Linked DNA regions of Mus musculus: region 2 is linked to region 1. Evidence: chromatin loops called from intact Hi-C (ENCODE). Cell type or tissue: gastrocnemius. All regions are shown on one strand. Each heading gives the region's core, and the rest is flanking DNA. Links, peaks and the distances in the headings are about the cores only.

The links. Peaks named below come from ENCODE experiments on the same cell type or tissue, not always from the same donor. Only the 100,000 strongest peaks of a DNase experiment are listed, where the experiment ranks them.
Region 2: it touches region 1 in a loop (4-fold over the local background); 8 of 42 quality-filtered maps call a loop at or near these places.

The regions. Positions count from the first base shown.
Region 1 is chr4:101,164,813-101,172,812 of GRCm38, reverse strand. Jak1 (Janus kinase 1) reads left to right here. Exons shown (of 25, transcript NM_146145.2): 11 at 1,392-1,578; 12 at 6,164-6,270. Among named protein-coding and RNA genes, the nearest start is that of Gm24468, 18 kb to the left of the region's middle. In gastrocnemius, for the core only: a CTCF peak has its summit at 4,460; a DNase peak (open chromatin) is centred at 4,449; H3K27ac peaks cover 383 bases.
Region 2 is chr4:101,454,138-101,463,635 of GRCm38, reverse strand. Ak4 (adenylate kinase 4) reads right to left here. Exons shown (of 5, transcript NM_009647.5): 3 at 2,964-3,136; 4 at 569-687; 5 at 1-83. Among named protein-coding and RNA genes, the nearest start is that of Ak4, 39 kb to the right of the region's middle. In gastrocnemius, for the core only: a CTCF peak has its summit at 5,113 (motif pointing right); DNase peaks (open chromatin) are centred at 5,070 and 7,270.

The sequences.
Region 1 (8,000 bases), core at 1-8,000:
CAGTCAGGTTGCCTGGGGAAAGGACAGTCACAAAGAGGATTGTTGATTGTACATGCAGCTAAAGAGAACTTACAGAGGCCATATGATAGAGGTGGTGCTGTTCCATTGTCTGGGTTTGTAGGATGCATTAACCTTGTGGACACGGATGTCTTAAATGTCATGTCCCAGTTTTTACTATAAAGACATCTTTCTGGCTCTCACTCTTTATATTTTTTTTCTTTGTATAAGAAGAGCCATGGAAGAAAGCTTCTCGGACAGGTTTTTGTGGTGCTGGAATTATGGCCTGGATGGACAGCCAGCTCCCAGCTCCCAGCTCCCAGCTCCCAGTGTGTGTGCTTCTCCTTGGGCTGGTTCATAGTGTGTGAGGGCTCACTCTGAAAGAGTTCCGAGTGAATTTAACCTTCACAGTTCTTATTTCATACATACACTGGTTAATCTTTATAAAGTACTAATGGTTTTTTTCTTATAAAAATATCATATATTAATTATACATAATAATGGGTTTATTATATTTTCATTCATGTGTGGGTATATGTATGTATGTGTGTGTGTATATATATATATATATATATATATATATGTAATATGATCCTTATTCAACCCCCATGATCCTTGCCCACTCTAACTCCTGCCAGTCTCTTCTCAGAAAGTCCTTCTTCCGTTGTCATGTCTTTTTTTTTTTTTTTTTTTTTTTGATGACCAAATGATTTTAATTAGGATTGCTCATAGGAACACAAGATCCATCCTAGCAGCTATACCACTAAAGACAATGTCTCTTCCTCCCCCAGCAGCTATTAACTGTATTAACCTCATCAGGAGGGATGGAAGCCTCCTAATCCCTTCCTCCCCTCCATGATAAAATGTTAACCGGCCCAGTCTTATCCTGATATCACAATCACTGAGAGTTCAAGAGTGCAGGAGCCGTGGTGTGCCAGGAAAAGGCTCTCTAACACTCCACCCCTTCCTCCTTCGCACATTCTTTTTGCCCTTCTTCTACCTTGTTCTACAAGAGGAGGTGATATAGATACCCATTTAGGGTTCAGTTTTCAATAATTGATCATTCTAAAATGTGTGAAGGTTTTGGTTTTTTTCTTTAAACAAAAGTCCTATGACTTTTGCAACAATCCTGTGACATTTTTTCACGACCTTCATCTCACAGGTCAAAACGCAGATGACCTTTCTGTAGCTGTAAGCTCTCCATATGTGACGTGCTGGCCCCTTTTTACTTTCCGGGTACTATTTCATTATTGACTTACTGCTTGGTTGGCTTGTTGATGAAGTTTATTGGGGGATATTTTTAGACATACAGTTTCTACACCTTCTTGCTCAGTGACCCCTAATATTACATTGCCTGATCCCATTGTAAACATGGTTGTTTTTGTGGATGGCAGGTATTGGGTGGCCAGAAGCAGTTCAAGAACTTTCAGATTGAGGTACAGAAGGGCCGCTACAGCCTGCATGGCTCTATGGACCACTTTCCCAGCCTGCGAGACCTCATGAACCACCTCAAGAAGCAGATCCTGCGCACGGACAACATAAGCTTTGTGCTGAAACGATGCTGTCAGCCTAAGCCTCGAGGTTTGTCTCTGTTAGAGCCAAGCTGTGTTCCTCTGGGTTGTCCTTTGCCAGTTGTGATGCTTTACCCATGTGGGCCAAAGGATGCTATCTGAGTTCAAGAAACTGTAGTCCTAGGTGTTTTTCTCTAAGCTCTGTCTCAGGTCTGTCCCCATGTCACATCTCATCTCTAGTGCCAGTGTTGTCTGTATAACATACACCTCTCCTCAGTGCCCCAGTGAGACTGCAGAAGAGTCTGCTCAGGATTAATAAGCACAGATTTCTTTGTTCTTTGAGTAAAGTGGCTTGACAACTCAGTTTGGTTTATGTATGTTTCTGGCACATCTGAGGGCTAAGGAACTGTGTTATAACAGTGGGAAGTCCCAGGCCCTGGTCACTGAGGGTGTGTAGATCACTGAGACCACCTCAGTAGTTGATGGGTGATAGATAACATACCCTAGGGTGAAAAGAGAGAGAAACAGTCCAAATCTCTGAGTCCTGAGCAGATGTTGAGCGTAGTGTTGGGTTATGAGAGGGAGGTGCCAGTTTGGCAAAGGCCTGCCCAGTAGAGCTGATGCAGGACCAGTGTGGTAGGCCAGGGCAGGAGCTGTAGGGAGCTTCAAGAGGACCACTGTGAAGTAGAGAAGGACAGGAGAAATGGAACTGAGGAGAACAGATTGGCTGCCATACCAAGGGACTGCAGCCTTCTCCTGCAGTCAGAGGGCTATAGAAGGAGCAGGAACTAAAACCCAGGCAAGGGCCCAGGGACTCACCTGGTTTTGGTTAAGCTCTGAAAGAAGCATGGCTAATGTCCATGAGGTAGACTCCTTGCCTCAGAATGTGAGTGTGAAAGGATGCTTTGGGGGTTACCTGGCCAGAGGCCTCCTCTCACAGAATGAAATTAGTCTCATGGAAAGTACGGTAACTTGGGGTCAGGTCTCACCCCAGATACTGGATCCTCATATATTGGAGTTTTTGTTTCTGCACCCCAACATGCTGTCTTGCCTTTGCTGGATCTGTCCTTGGAAGTCTTAAGACCTTGAAGAGAAGGCAGCACACAAGCTCTTGACACTAGCCTTGGAGCAGGCCCTTTGAGACTATATTGTTCTTTAAGGGATTACCTTTGAGTAAGGAACAGGTAGAAAGGGCTTGGGTTTTCTAGAAGTACTAGTGATTAAATCCAGGGCCTCATGCACATAAGTCAAGTGTTTACCCAAGTGTTTCTGCTGAGCTACACTTCTAGCCCAGGGCTTTGAGTTTACAATGTGTGAATTATATTTTAGTCTCAGCAAAAGGCAAGTTCCTGAATTTGGTGAAAGAGGAAGGTTGTGTTCTTGTTGATCAGATAGGGTTACCTGCCAGCCTCAGAGTAACTGCAGCCTTTGTTTTCATGCTAGCCAGTGTGCCACAAAGGGCGAAAACACACCTGCCTCTTGGCCATGAAACCTCAGAGCTCCTTAGGGCTTTAAAGCCCAATGGTCTTATTTTTTACATGACCTCCCTTCTGGTGTTAAAAGAAGATCTAACTTCCCTAGGGATCATGGTCCCCGGGAGAAGACAGCATCCACGGAATTGAGAAGGCCAGGGGCTAGGATGTGCTTTACTTGAAGGTTGCTGATACAGACCTCTGATGTAGCTACCACCTCTAACAGCAGAGACTGGAAGCCAGTAGCTTTGGAGGGAAGAGTGGGGGAACAGCGTTGAATACTTGGGTGGCTTTTCCCGAGGCTCTTCTGAAACGGAGCACTGAGAGTGCCTTCTGTCTACTTTTCTCACTTGCTTTAGAACTCTGAAGGTCTGAGTTTTCACTCACTGCTCTGTGATTCATGGGAAGCCTAGAATGCACACCAGATCTTGTGCAGGACTGTCCCATTGGGTGATAATATTTGAGCAGCTTCCACTGTAGCAGTACCTACTACTTTCAAAGTAGTGTAGTGACTATCTTATTGTTTATTGTTTTTTTTTTTTCCACATAGGAAGTTGGTTTCAGGGATATTCAGTGAATTGCTCAAGGCTTCACAGCTGATGGCATCAGCAGTAGTATAGTAGTGACAGTGAATAATAACAATGGCTACTGACATCTTAGTGAGTGTTTGGTCTGCCTGTTTGAAGGCCTTCCATGTTGTAGACCATTTAATTATCAGAAGAATTCAGGATGCTTGGCCAAGACTCCAAGTGAACAAAGATTGGAGATTTGAACACCCTGTCTGACCTGAATACACTGATATGTCCTCCCCATTCCATCTTCATATGCTTTGCATAGGAATAGGTACTGTGGTCAGCTATCTCTGGGACACAGGGTATCTCATCTGAGGGGAGGGAGAGAAAGCTGAGGAGCCCAGTGTGGATCGTCCTCGTATTAGTTCTCAGAACCTGCAAATTAGAGAAGAGCTAAAATCAGGAATGTGTAACACAAAGAGTGTCGTTACAGGTTGCTCAATTTCTCTGCACTTGTAACTAGGGTTCCCAGAGCCAGATACTCTGATCTAGGTTTTACACTGCAGTATACATCGCTTTGTGGAATAGAGAAAAGGCAGGGAAAAGCCAGGAAGCCAGACAGAAGCATATGATAGATAAGTAAGCCCTTGGTCAGGCCCAGCACTCAGGCCCACACACCACTGAACATGTGTCAGTACCTATTCCCTGGGGCCTCCTCAGGATGGGCAGGTGTGATGCTGATTTCCACTTAGTTGCTCCTTGTAGAAGATGTCTGCATTCTGATGCACAAGGCTGGAACGCTCTGGTGGAAGACTAAGGTGGTGGTTGATCATGACGACAGTGGCTGCCAGTAGTGAAGCCTTTACTGCATACTAAAGAAAGCTCTTCTGGGCATGGTCTCATCTGTTTCACTTAGCAACCTGAGGAGGGCACAGCTTTCTTGAACGAAACATCCTTATGATGGTGAAATGGCTCCCTCTCTCACAGGTCAAGTGTAGTGCAGGTCCCCACACAGATAACCAAGCCTGAGCCACTCTAGACTCATCCTACTCTCTGATTCCCAGATGGTCGGCCACCAGCCTCTGTCTGCCCTCGTGCCACCAGTCAAATAGCCTCATTGTATTTGACTCCTTTCCCTCCTCAAGATGGCTGTACAGAGCCTTTTTATTTAAATTGTATTTTCCCAGGCTAGCATCAAAAGAGAACCGTGCAAGGAATGGGCTCAGAAAAAAGGAGCACCCAGATGACTGAAGCCAGTTTCTGGTACTTAGATTTGTACCCCAGGAAAGTCAGACTAGAGCTGTGCCTGGATGCTCTGTGAAGCCTTCCTCTCTGGCTTAGCAAGCTCTGTGGTTAGGTTGCTGAGTCTCTTTGAGCCTTTGTTCTGATCTAGAGTACAGATAAGGATGTTGACAATTCCTGTCTCTTGAGCTTAGGCAGAGGAGTTAACAGTTTCTTATAGAACTGTACCCAGCATAGAGAAAACAGAACATATGAATGTAAACAAAAAAAAGACCATATGAATGAAAACAGAACAAAAGAAGATTTGAGGGGCCCTTATTGTACTCATGTAACCAGTGTTGTAACCTATTGCTTAGCAGTTTATTTACACTAGTCTGTGTGTGGGTTCTGTGAACTGTGCCTTGGAATTTCTACAGAGTTTTGGGAACTTTCTTATCAGAATCCAAGAATTAGAACTCCCATGTGAGAACTCATTGTCATCCCGTGCAAGAAAGTGGAACAGGGAGATCATCTGTGAGTTGTCACTTCCCCAGTGGTACTGGTCCAGCTAAAGGAAGTACACGGTGTGTTCAGGGACTATGTCAGGTCTACCTGATTCCCAGAGGATTCTGTACTATGTCTGAATTTGGAAGGCAGCTTACAAAGGATAAATTCCTTAGATCCTATGTAACCCAGGCCTGGCAGACCTGGTCATGCATTGTGTTTGCTGTTTATCTTAGTAAAGTTTGGGAAATGGCCTACTCCTAAGCCACATGTGAGGTTCTAGCTTCATTAGCAAGATTTCTAGGATCCTATTCTAAGTTGCTTTTCCCTTTCATCTGCATATAGCTTGTACTTTCCTTTTTCACAGAGTTCCCTAGCCTCAAGGCATCTGTGTTCCTCATTCAGTTCACCCCTGGTGCTTCCTACATTTAACAAAGTCTTGTTGGGAACTGGGAAATAGAGTGCTTGCCTAGCATGCACGAGCCTGGTAACTTGTCGAGCATTCGTTATGTTCTAGGCTGTAGGCATAGAGCAGAACATGAAACAGACATGGTCCCCGGCTTCTTGAGACTGACTTTTGTCATTTGTTTTATTATTCTTTTGGAGACAGCCTAAGCTATTCTCCAACTCACTGTTTGCTCTCAGGTGCTGAGATTATAGGCATGTGCCATCATACCTGACCATTTCCCAAAGGAGCCTTCCCTCACCTCAGATCCTGCTGTGTGAACCCTGGCTAAATCATAGCTCTCCATGTGCTCTCTGACTCCTGTTGACTCTGTCATTAGCCTGTGAGCTCCTGGAGGGTATGAATTAAGCATTTACCCGATACAGACTTGTTCATGATGTAACTAGCAAACCCTTGTGTTGGGTAAGCCCCATGGCTCAGCACACAATGCTAGCCATGCCAGTGCAGAATGCTGCTTAAAATTCTCTGATCTTTTCACAGAAATCTCCAATCTGCTCGTAGCCACTAAGAAAGCCCAGGAGTGGCAGCCTGTCTACTCCATGAGCCAGCTGAGCTTTGATCGGATCCTTAAGAAAGATATTATACAAGTAAGTCCCCACTAAGGGTCTTTGTCCAACTTTGGTCCTGACACCCCATAGGGGAGCCCCCTAGAGATTTAAGTGTGTGTGTGGGTAAAGTCTGCTTTGGGGATATTCTAGTGGAAAGAGAACAACGAGGTAAGGCCACGCAAGCCCACCTTTCATTTTACCCAGTCTTGCTGTTGGCCTTCCCCTGAGAGACTAATCCTTGATGGACTTGGATGAGGAGGTGTGGACTACCTGGGGTAGAGGAATGGGATCACTAACATGTCAGTAGAGGTTGGTCTCAATGGAGTCTCCACCCCACAGAGTGCTGTGTAATAGTGCTCAGTCCTGCTTTTTCAGAAGGGACTTCTGAAAGGAATAGAGAGAAGAACAAAGACTACAGGGCAGGGCAGAACAAGAGCTGGCTTCAGAAAGGGGACCCTTGGGGAGCTCAGAGCATTGCCCCAGCCTTCCTGGGATAGCCTTTGCTACCCAGAATATTCAGACTAAGCCAGACCCACAGAGGCGCTTACACATCTGCGGGTAGTTGCCACCCTCAGTAGCATGTGTGGTTATGTAAAATCTAGTCTTGGAAGGGCAGAACTCATTTCCTAGGGAAGGACACTAAAGCAGAGGCCCAGAAGATGAGTCACCAAGGCTCTGCTCGGACAGAGAGAACTGTGTTGATGGATGCTGACGTGGACATTGGTCTTTGTGGGTTCTGTTACCTAGCCCTTGGAATTAAGTCTTCTTCTAGAGGAGAGTAATTGTCTTAAAAGCATATGCCTTTTATGGAACGTTCTGGGAATGCAGCTTCCCATAATGCTGATGGATCACCTCATGACAGATGCAGCTCTAATGAATAGTTGCAGGACTTTGCCAGAGTACAGCAGATAGGGAGGATAAATGGCCACTCTGCTGTGACAGATAACAAGTGGTGGTATTTGTGTAAATTAATATACCCGATTAACAGTGGTGTCTCTTTCTGTAGGGAACAGGCTTCCTAGATATCGACCACAATCCATTTTCTATGTTTGCAAGAGCTTCCATAAGAGCTCCTGTCTACAAGCTTTGTGGGGCTAATGTTAGCAGCTCAATATTATTATGTTTTATGAATCACATTTTGATTTTCAAATATTAGAAATTAAAAATGAGAAATATTGAAACTCAGTTCCGGAAGGGTCCTTAGAAACAGATCGTTCTGTGCATGGGCTTATCCGTCTGGTGGTACCGTCACCTTCCTTCACGTGAGGAAAAACCCAGCGCAGCCCTCAGCTTGGGCTGATGCAGACATGATTGATGCTTTTCAAGTGGCTTGTGCATGTCCTGGTGATGGGTGCTGCCAAGTGGTGGGGCAGGGAGTGGGGGAGTGGAGCATGTACTGAAAGGCTCTGAAACGGAACACACAGGCTGAGCAGTCAAGTTCCTGCACACTGTGTGTCTATAGCAGAAGCCTTTATACCTAAGCTCCTTACTCGATTCACTACATTGCGACGCAGGTGTCATTAGGACTCCATTTACAGAGACTAGGCTAAGATCAAGCACCATGAAGGAATGCATCTTAGTTGAAGGCCAGGAAGCATCAGAGCGAGAGGATGAAGGCTCCTTTACTTTTCCTCCAGCCTGAGAGTAGAGATGCCATCTGGCAGAGTACTCCCATAAGTCTCTCTGGAGAGCTGGCTGTTAGATACTGTTCACAGGTTTGTGATAGACTGCAGCTGGGCTACAGGGGACTATTGAGATGGAGAACAAGC
Region 2 (9,498 bases), core at 706-8,705, 290 kb before region 1:
TCTTGTTGGAGAAAAGTGTGTAAACATAAGGCCAGATTCTGTTAGTCTCCGTCCCAGAAAACTGGTGGAGCACTCCACGGCTCCTAAAAGACAAGCCAAATAAACACATTTAGGTTGCTTAACATCGCATCAGGATAGGCAAAGATCCAAGGTCAAAAGCGGGTACCATCTCCTAGGCTATTTATAATTTTCCAGCCAAGCCTAGTCTATCTGAATCACTTATTTATACAAATGAATATCAAAATATCTGAGCCGATTAAATAGGAAAACAAGGGTCTGGAGCTGTGATGGGACACCTGGATAACATTCATGGAACCTCAATTATCAACTGCCAACCCCACCCACCAAAGGAGAGAAGTCTGGACAATTTTACAGATAGATAACTAGACTTAGGTCCTCATGTTCTACTAGTTCCGGAATAAGCACAACAGACTTTACCTCCTATATACCTCTCCACCACTTCGTCTACCTTCTGGGAGGAACGAGCCTTTACACTTAGCCTTGGTCCAGTGCTCTTCCCATCACCAAGCTCTTTCTTATGAATATACTGAGACACACACATACTCACTTGTACAGTTCGATGACTGGTTTTGCCGCATCCTTGTACCGTCTTAGCCTGGCAGCAACTGCTTCAGGTTTATCATCTTCCTGTTGGACAAGTGGCTCACCAGTGATGTCATCAATCCCCTAAATTACCAGAAAAGCCAATTAACGTGGTCAACCGTTACTGGGCATTGCCAAGGTCTTTCTGGTTCCCATGTGATCAAAGTGAACTCCAACCACATATGCAATGGGCCTTGGGCTTCTTGTGACCCCATGTCCTGAAAAGGCATTAAATCTTAACTATTCACATACTTATAAATACATCCCACAAATGATATTTAAGATTTATTTATTTTATGTGCATTGGTGTTTTGCTTGCATGTGTGCCTGTATAATGGAGTCAGAACCTCTGGAGCTGGAGAAAGTTGTGAGCTGCTATGTGCTGGGAATTGAGCCCTGCAAATTGACCGGAGTCCTCCATACCTGCGTGGTGGCACCCACACGTGTGCACATTCATATGTACAAACAAATAACTGTAATGTAAGGACAACAACAAAACTCTAGTTCAGTCTCTGAAATTAATGACATGTCCTAAGGTCAAAATAGCCATGATACTAATATCTAGGACCATCAGAGACAAGCATTCTAATGTCAGCAGAGGCAGAAGCAGGTGTTTCTGTCTGTGAGTTCAAGGCCAACCTGATCTATATAGTTCCAGACAAGTCAGGCTATATAAACAGATCTCCTTTCCCATACTTTCAATCCTCTAGGAAGCATGGCTGCCTGCCAAGCACAGCAGCAGCATCGGAACTCTGCTCCCTACCCCACAGCTGTCCTCTCTGGGGAAAGCTGCAGACATGAATCTGGCAAAGACAGCCTAGGGAAGAACTCTGGGGTCTCACTGAAATCCTGCTGCAGCTGGGGGCTTTGGGATTCACACTGATATTTCATAATAATAAACACCATTATCACAGGCGCTGTGTTGGTGTGAAAGGAGAGGAGAGGCAGTGCCTGACCTGAGAGCCACAGTGCTTAGCACTCACTTTGGAGTATCAGCAAACACAGCACCGTTTCCAGAAGTAGAGTGGCTCTAGGGCAGCAGCTTCACTCTGTCCTGGGAAGACACCAATGGCTGGTAGAACAGGCTATTCACTTCCACATGTAATGGTAATTATATGTTCTTTCAGGGGGAGCCAGCCTTTGGAATGTAGCATGCCAGTAAGAAGAGCTTTTTGGGTATTGTAAGAATCGATCAGCTTCTGTGAGATAGGTTTCTGCTTTCCTGACTGGATTTTCAAACTCCTTTCTTCTCTCCCTATTGGTTTTCCTATCACTGTACCTTGGGTTACACTTGAGCGGCACGCTCCTGCTCACCCAGCCACTCAGAAGGCTAGGACCAGTCTAGCCAACACAGTGAAACCAAGAACGAATGAAAGATTGAATGAACTAACAGATCAATTAAGAGAAAGAAAGAAAAAAAAAAAAAAGGGACACATCACACATGAACTGACATCATTAAGGGCATTATTGGCACAACAGCAACCAGCAGGGGTGACACCAGCTTAGGTCCCTGCAATCATTTACTGCTTCACCTATACTCAAGGTACCACGTCACCTACTCCAGTCCAAGAGCCACCAACTGGGCTCCTGCATTAGTTCAGTCAGTCATCAGACAGCCAGAGGGAGAACCTAACAAGACGCTGGTCAGAAGTAGTCTGAGCAGGCACGGGGCGCACACCCATAATCCCAGGCATTTGGGAGACCAAAGCTAGAGCACTGTGAGTCTGAGTTGGGCACCTACAGCAGGGAGTGGGGTGGAGGTCCACTTCAATGGTAGGATTCTTGAGGAATGTACACAAGGCCCAGGGATTCTGAACCCCAGTACTGAAGAGCAGAGACAACACCATGTTTGTCCTTTCTCCCAACTCTGTAATCGAAGATCCTGCAGCTATTGCCCAGGTCTTACAAAGTCTTATAGCTGAACACTAGTTTTTATTTGTTTTGGTCACTCTAATCCCTGAAACCACACACTTTTTTCACTTGCTCGGGCCATCTTCACAACAGTTGCCGAACAGAAATGTAAACTTTAGTCCTTTTTAAACTGTACACTGTCATTTGGCTTTAAAAGGGGTCTTCCCAGCATTCTGAGTCTGAGGACTAATCAGATAGAGGTCTGTCTCAATCAATCAATCAATCAATCAATGATCACCTACAGTTTAATGAAATAACAAGGAGAGCGACACTTTTCCCAGGTCACCAGCAATGCCCTGTCTTGTTAAGCTTTCTAGTCCTAGCTTTCTCCACTATGGTGGCTACTGAATGTAAACTCTTTTCCTATGCTGTTTGGCCAATGCTTTTTTATGCCCCCCACCTCCAGACACCTCATACTCCTGTCCTCTATCCAGCATGGTGTATCTTACCTGCACTTGAGGTGGGTTGAAGTCCAGGTTATAGACCCTCCCGCTAGAAGGGTGAATCCACCGTCGGCTCAGACGATCTTTAAGTGTCTCAAAAGGAATATTCAAACTGATTACTAGGTCCACATCACAGATTCCGTCCAGGGCTTCTGCCTGTACTAATGTCCTCGGGAATCCTAAGGGCCAAACAAACAAACAGAAAAATCAACTGTAAGTCTGGGAATAATGAAATCTATATAGTCCAAAAGGATTTAATAGGGACTCTGTAACTACCTCTGTATACTCTTTTATAGCCCAGCTTCTATGCTTGGTCTAAGGAGTCACATGATCAAAACAGACTGCACTGAACTGAAAAACCACTAACCCAGCCTGTTAACCACTCCCCTTGTGTTGTTGGGCAAGCTGTATTGTCCCTATTTTCTCTTCTGCTCAAGAGAGAGTACAGACTCCTTTCTGGGTCCCTATAGCTCTTATAGCCTGTTATTTATTCTCCAGTTACCACAAGTAAATATAGGCCTTGAAATCCTGAATCAATAGACACCTTTACCTACACTTTATGTAACATGTAACCTAAGAAATCCATATGGTACACTTGAAATATGTCAGGAGCAAACACTCATGCTTCCATTATTTGGGAGGCTACATCAGGAGAGTTGTGAATTCCAGGCCATCTTGGGAAATAAGTGAGACCCTGTCTCAAAAAGAAAAAGAAAGGGAAGAAAAGAAAAAGGAAGGTTAGCCTAAAAGATTTAAGCCTGAGTGAATGTTGTATCATACACCATTAATCCCAGCACTGGAAGGAGGAGGTTTGTTTGTTAGCCTGGTCTATATAGCAAGTTCCAGGCCAGTCAGGGCTACAAGTTAAGCCTGATTTCAAAAGTAGCTAGTCCTTCAGAAACTATCTGGTTGCTGCAAAATTTACAGGTCTGTCCAGTTTTCTAAATGTGGAAAAATGACAAGATATAGATCTGAGCTCATATGCACTGCCACTTTCTTCTTCAATAATAAGGTATAAGGAGGAGACTCAGTCACAGAAGCTGAAGTGGGACAGGGAGCCTTGGCTTGCCAAGCTCACACCCACTCATTATAGAAACCATGGTTAGAAGCGACAGGCCTTGAACAGTGTTGTCAGGGTAGGTGCAGCATCCTAAAGCCCTGAACATAGTCTGAGCCTCTGAAGATATCTGAGCTGTTTTCGTAGGTCCTGAAGAACAGGCTGCCACTTTGATCATGAGGCTTTGAAAAGTTGGCAGTGCCGTTTAACGACTTTCAAGATTTTAAAAAATATGCTTCTTAGCCTCAGCTTTAGGCCCAGCTGAAGTCTTAAGGCCTGGATCCCAAGAGTGGTGGGTGGTGTACTCCTCAGGCTGGGTTGAGCACAAGTCATTCCGATGTAATTCTAGCACTGTAGGCTGCCAAGCACACTGCCAGGGAAAGTATGGTGAGCCGGCCCTTTAGCCACTGCTGGCACACATATTTTTGAAATGAACACACTGGCAGGAGTACTGTATAAAGGCCTATCAATCAAGAACATCTATATGAATGAGCTATCATACAGACTGAAGGGAGATGTTAAAGAAACGTAGGCATTTTGCTTTTCTGACCTATACAGCTAGTCTCCATTATCTGTTGATCCAAGTTCCCTTTTAGAGGTTTATCCTTGAAATTGAGTGGGATTCAAGTTCTTGGAACAATGATTGAACCGTTAGGATATCTGCTCATGAAAAGAATTCCTCATATAAATTCCAGGTTAAAACATGATCTATGAAAATCTTTGAATAAACAAACCCACGTCTAAGTCAAAGGAGTCATTTCTGGGGACATGGAGAGAGGCTCAGCAAGAGGGGGGATAGAAGACTCTGGATTCCAACCTCAGCCCTTGCATGTGCGCATGTGCATACACATAAGGGAGGGGGAGACAGCAGGAAGGAGAAAGATGGAGAGAGAGAGACAGAAAATATGAATCTGACTGTAGAGGCTACTACTCATCACAACGGTGACCCAAGACAGACTGCCAACCCAGAGTGGTACTTATCCCACTAAACTAGGTTGCTGACAGCCCCTGAGACCTGGGTAAGTGCCCAGAACACAGGGAGATGCCGCCTGGGTAGGGATGCTGAAAGTGGGTTGGATGCACATGCACATTTGGTCAACAGGTGGCAGCATTTACAACTTCTCCACTAATAAGAGATTTTTACAACTGGAAGTTGACCCTGTAATCAACATTTGGGAGGAGCTGAGACAGGAGGACTGCTGTGAATTTTAGGCTAGTGTGACTACAGAATAAAGGCCAGTTTCAGAGATAGTATCAGGGAGAGGGAGAGAGAATTATTGGTAAATGAGTATCCTGAAGAACAGGGTGGCAGTATGCTAGTTACCTACTGTATGGTTAAATATCCCAGCAGAGTGAAGACCAAACTCAATACCCACCAGTCTTAGTCAGGGTTTCTATTCCTGCACAAACATCATGACCAAGAAGCAAGTTGGGGAGGAAAGGGTTTATTCAGCTTACACTTCCATACCACTGTGCATCACTGAAGGAAGTCAGGACTAGAACTCAAGCAGGTCAGGAAGCAGGAGCTGATGCAGAGGCCATGGAGGGATGGGACTTACTGGCTTGCTTCCCCTGGCTTGCTCAGCCTGCTTTCTTATAGAACCCAAGACTACCTGCCCAGGGATGGCACCACCCACAAGGGGCCCTTCTACCCTTGATCACTAATTGAGAAAATGCCTTACAGCTGGATCTCATGGAGGCATTTGGCCAACTGAAGCTCCTTTCTCCTGATAATTCCAGCCTTACAGGAATTGTCTACCTTATCCTTCCACACCCATCACCACATGGCCATTAATCCAATCTAGAAAGCATGCTGTCGCCTAGTTCATTCAGCCTCGAGGTGGAAAGCCGAAACCTTTCTGAATCCACCACACTGCGCCACTAACCGCAGCATCAGCAGGTCTGCCGCAGATCCTCAAGGATTTCTGATGTACAGTGAGAAGTGGCTTCATCTGGTCCTCTGAACCACCACACGAGTCTGAGGAGAGCGACTCGAGGGGAGGCCTCAGCAAAGCTGTGCTCGGAGCAGGGCAATGGAAGCAGGGTGCATCTGGCTTTCTAATTTGGAGAGCATTCACCGGGAGGTGCAGAGTCAGAGTCAGCTGCCCCACGCTCACGAAGAACAGGCCCTCTGCTTAGCTAAGTGAATGTAACCTTGCAGCTCTGTAAGGCAACAGCCTCACATGTCTGCCCCAGTTGGCACCTTGTGAGAAGCCACTTCCTGCCTATGGTCACTTCTGACCATTCCGACTGTGGGTGTCCAGTTAAAAGATAAGATGCGGCTCCTGGTCATGAGCCACAGGGAGTAGCTATGGCTGGAGGCAGGTGGCATTCACCCAGGCATCCCCAGTGAGGGAGTGTGTACCAGCCCAGAGTCCTTAGTAGCAAAGGAAAAGGAATTGTAACGAGCATGCATCTCATAGGCCCTGCTCTCTGCCCGTATGCGACTGTTCCTTGTTTCCCCGTACATGGTTCTAACCTCTGAATCCATCTCATTCCACCTTCACTAAGACAATGAAGAGAGTAAGTGGCATCTTGGTAAGAGCTGTGGCCTCTATGTCCCCTTCTGTACCAGGTGCTCTAGAGCTCCTCACCCCTTGGACACTCACTGCAGTGTCCTGGGTTCTCTAGACAGTGGTTCTCAACCCTTGGGTCACAACCCCTTCGGCAGCTGCATAGCAGATATTTATAGTACGATTCATAACAGTAGCAAAATAACAGGAAGAAAGTATCAACAAAATAATTTTATGGCTGGGGTCACCACAGCACGAGGAATTGTGTTAAAGTGTCACAGCATTAGGAAGGTTGAGACCCACTGCTCTAGAACATGATGTAAATGAAATACGAGAGATGTGTAACAAGGGGCCCCGCCCGTAAGAGCTTATGAGTTAGTGATGATGAACTGACAGACATGATCCAGGCTTTCAAAATTCAAAAATTGTGAGCTAGACAGGGTAGCACAAACCTGTTCCCAGCACATAGGAGGGTCCTGGTTCACTTTTTAAAGCAACTTAGTGCAAAAGTAACTTTAACAACTTAGGGTGGAAAGCGTTATTTGGCTGACATGTTCCCGTAAGAGTCCATTCCTGAGAGAAGTCAGACAAGATCTCAAGCAGATACACAGGCAAGAACCATGGAGTGCTGCTTACTGGCTTGCTCCCAGGCCCACACTCAGCTGTCTTTCTTACACTTCCCAGGACTACTTGCCCAAGAATGGGACCGCCCACAGCGGGCCGGGCCCTCCCCCACATCGATCAACAACCAAGAGGATGCCCACACAGACACCCCCACTGGCCATCACTCAGTTGAGATCCCCTCCTCTCAGGAATGTCTAGGTTTGTGCTGATAACAAGCACACAGACGCAGGAGGCTCAGGGTTCTATGTCGTGAAGCCGGCCTGGTTATGAGACCCTGTTTCAAAATACCAAAAGTCTAAGTCTGACTCTTCAAAGTGACCTTAGCGAATAAAGGGAAACTCTTGGGAGAACGTCTACACCGAGCTCTCCTGAGGTCTTCCAGGAAGGGCTCTTCCAATCTACTCCTTGGTCTTCTACTTATTTGCGTGAGATATTCTGTATATGTCTTGCTGGTGTGCACTTATGTGCATCGCACACATGGCTAATGCCTGCAGAGGCTGTACGAGGTCTAGGATACCCTGGTGTCATAGATGGTTGGGAGCTGTCTTGAGAGTGTGGGATCCTCAGTTCTCAAGAACTGAGCCATCATCTATCTGGCCCCACTGCTTCTTAAGGCACAGCATTCCCATACTGTACCTCCTCCCCTGTGAGGGAAGAGGCCCCTTGTGTGGAAGCAGGAGCTACCACCTGCGAAGCCGTATGTAAGAATTCTCTTTGTTCTCTGTGCATAGACAAATTGGGGGGAAACTGGGACCACTGTATCTCAACACAAAGGGACCCAAAGGATTTCACCACAGGTCCATTCAGGTCTGCACTAAGGAAAATAGCTGGACAAGCACCCTGTGAGGGCTCAGCCACTGGTTAAAGGTGAGGTCTTTCTGAAATGGACAATGTTTATTCAGAAGCCATGTGGAGTACTATGGTAAACCCTGACAATCCAGCTATGAACACAGTGTCTGCCTACTGGAGAGAAGGGAGCAAGGGCACTGAGAAATCAAGTATGCAACAAACACGGTGTCATGTAATTCTGACATAAGAATGAACCAGACATGATGCTCGTCCTAGAACCCCAGGAGGTACAAGATCAGGAGTTTAAAGCCATCCTTGGCTACATTAGGGAATCAAAAGCCAGTCTGGGCTACATGAGGCTGTCTCAAAAAACTCCAAGAGAAAAGAATGCCACAGCACAAGTGATATTGATATTAATAACAGTAACATATGCCTAGGATTTGGCCATGTCTACTAGTAGCCTTGTTAGGAAGTGCATGACAGGACACAGGAAATGCAGAGACCTTCTGAATGTCTAGAACAAGCCTGATTTTTAAATGTTAAGCACACAGACCCGTATCAGCTACTGGGAAGGCTGGGAAGGCAGGGCAGTGGAGGCTGGCCTAGGCAACTAGACGAGTGCCCGGGATAGAGCGTGCGGATGAGCACTTCCCCCGCATCACGTGGACTGACTGGGATGGAGATGTCTGTAATCCCAGCGCTCAAGAGGTAGAAGCAGGATTAGCCAGTCTCTACTGTCTAGGGAATTGGAAGCCATCCTAGGATACAGGAGGGCCTATCTCAAGGGGGTTAGGTGGATCCAAGCCAGGTATCAAAATGTGATTTTATGTCCCCATTGGCTGTAACTCACCAATTACTGCTATTTAGAAAACCATTAGCCGGTTTCAATGGAACTAGACACCATGTGAAGCTCTGGGCTTTCCCTTAGCACACTACTTAAATGGAAATAAGATGATTTCTCAAGAATATCAAGATATTTAATGACCTTGTTAGAAAGTAGAATCTTGGGGACCAAAGAGACGGTTCCACAGTTGAGAGCACTTGTTCTTCCTAGGATCAGAGTTCAGTTCCTAGTGCCCACGTTAGATGGCACATCACTGACTTCCTCGGGTACATGCTCATAGGTGGCAGACACTTAAACATATACATAAATTTAAGAAATAAATTTAAAAACTTAAAAGGTAGAATCAAACAGGTCTTGGCTTGATCATACCTTTAGTATCAGCACTCAGAAAGCAGGGGCAAGCAGATCTAAGTTTGAGGCCAGCCTGGTCTACAGACTCAGTTCCAGGCCAGCCAGGGCTGCCCAGAGAAACCCTCTCTTGAAAAAAATAACATACACACCCCCCAAAAATGTGATTGATTTTAATAACCAAACTGAAAGATTTACCCATCTGGGGATAGTATCATGGCTACCTGGCTATAAAAATAACCATGAGGGTGGGCAACCAAGCCCAATAGCATTATCTGGTCACCATGATTTGCATGAGAAAGGTTCCCCAAAGATTCAAGTGTTTGAACACTTGGTCCCAAACTGGCAGTTTTTTGGGGGAGGTTA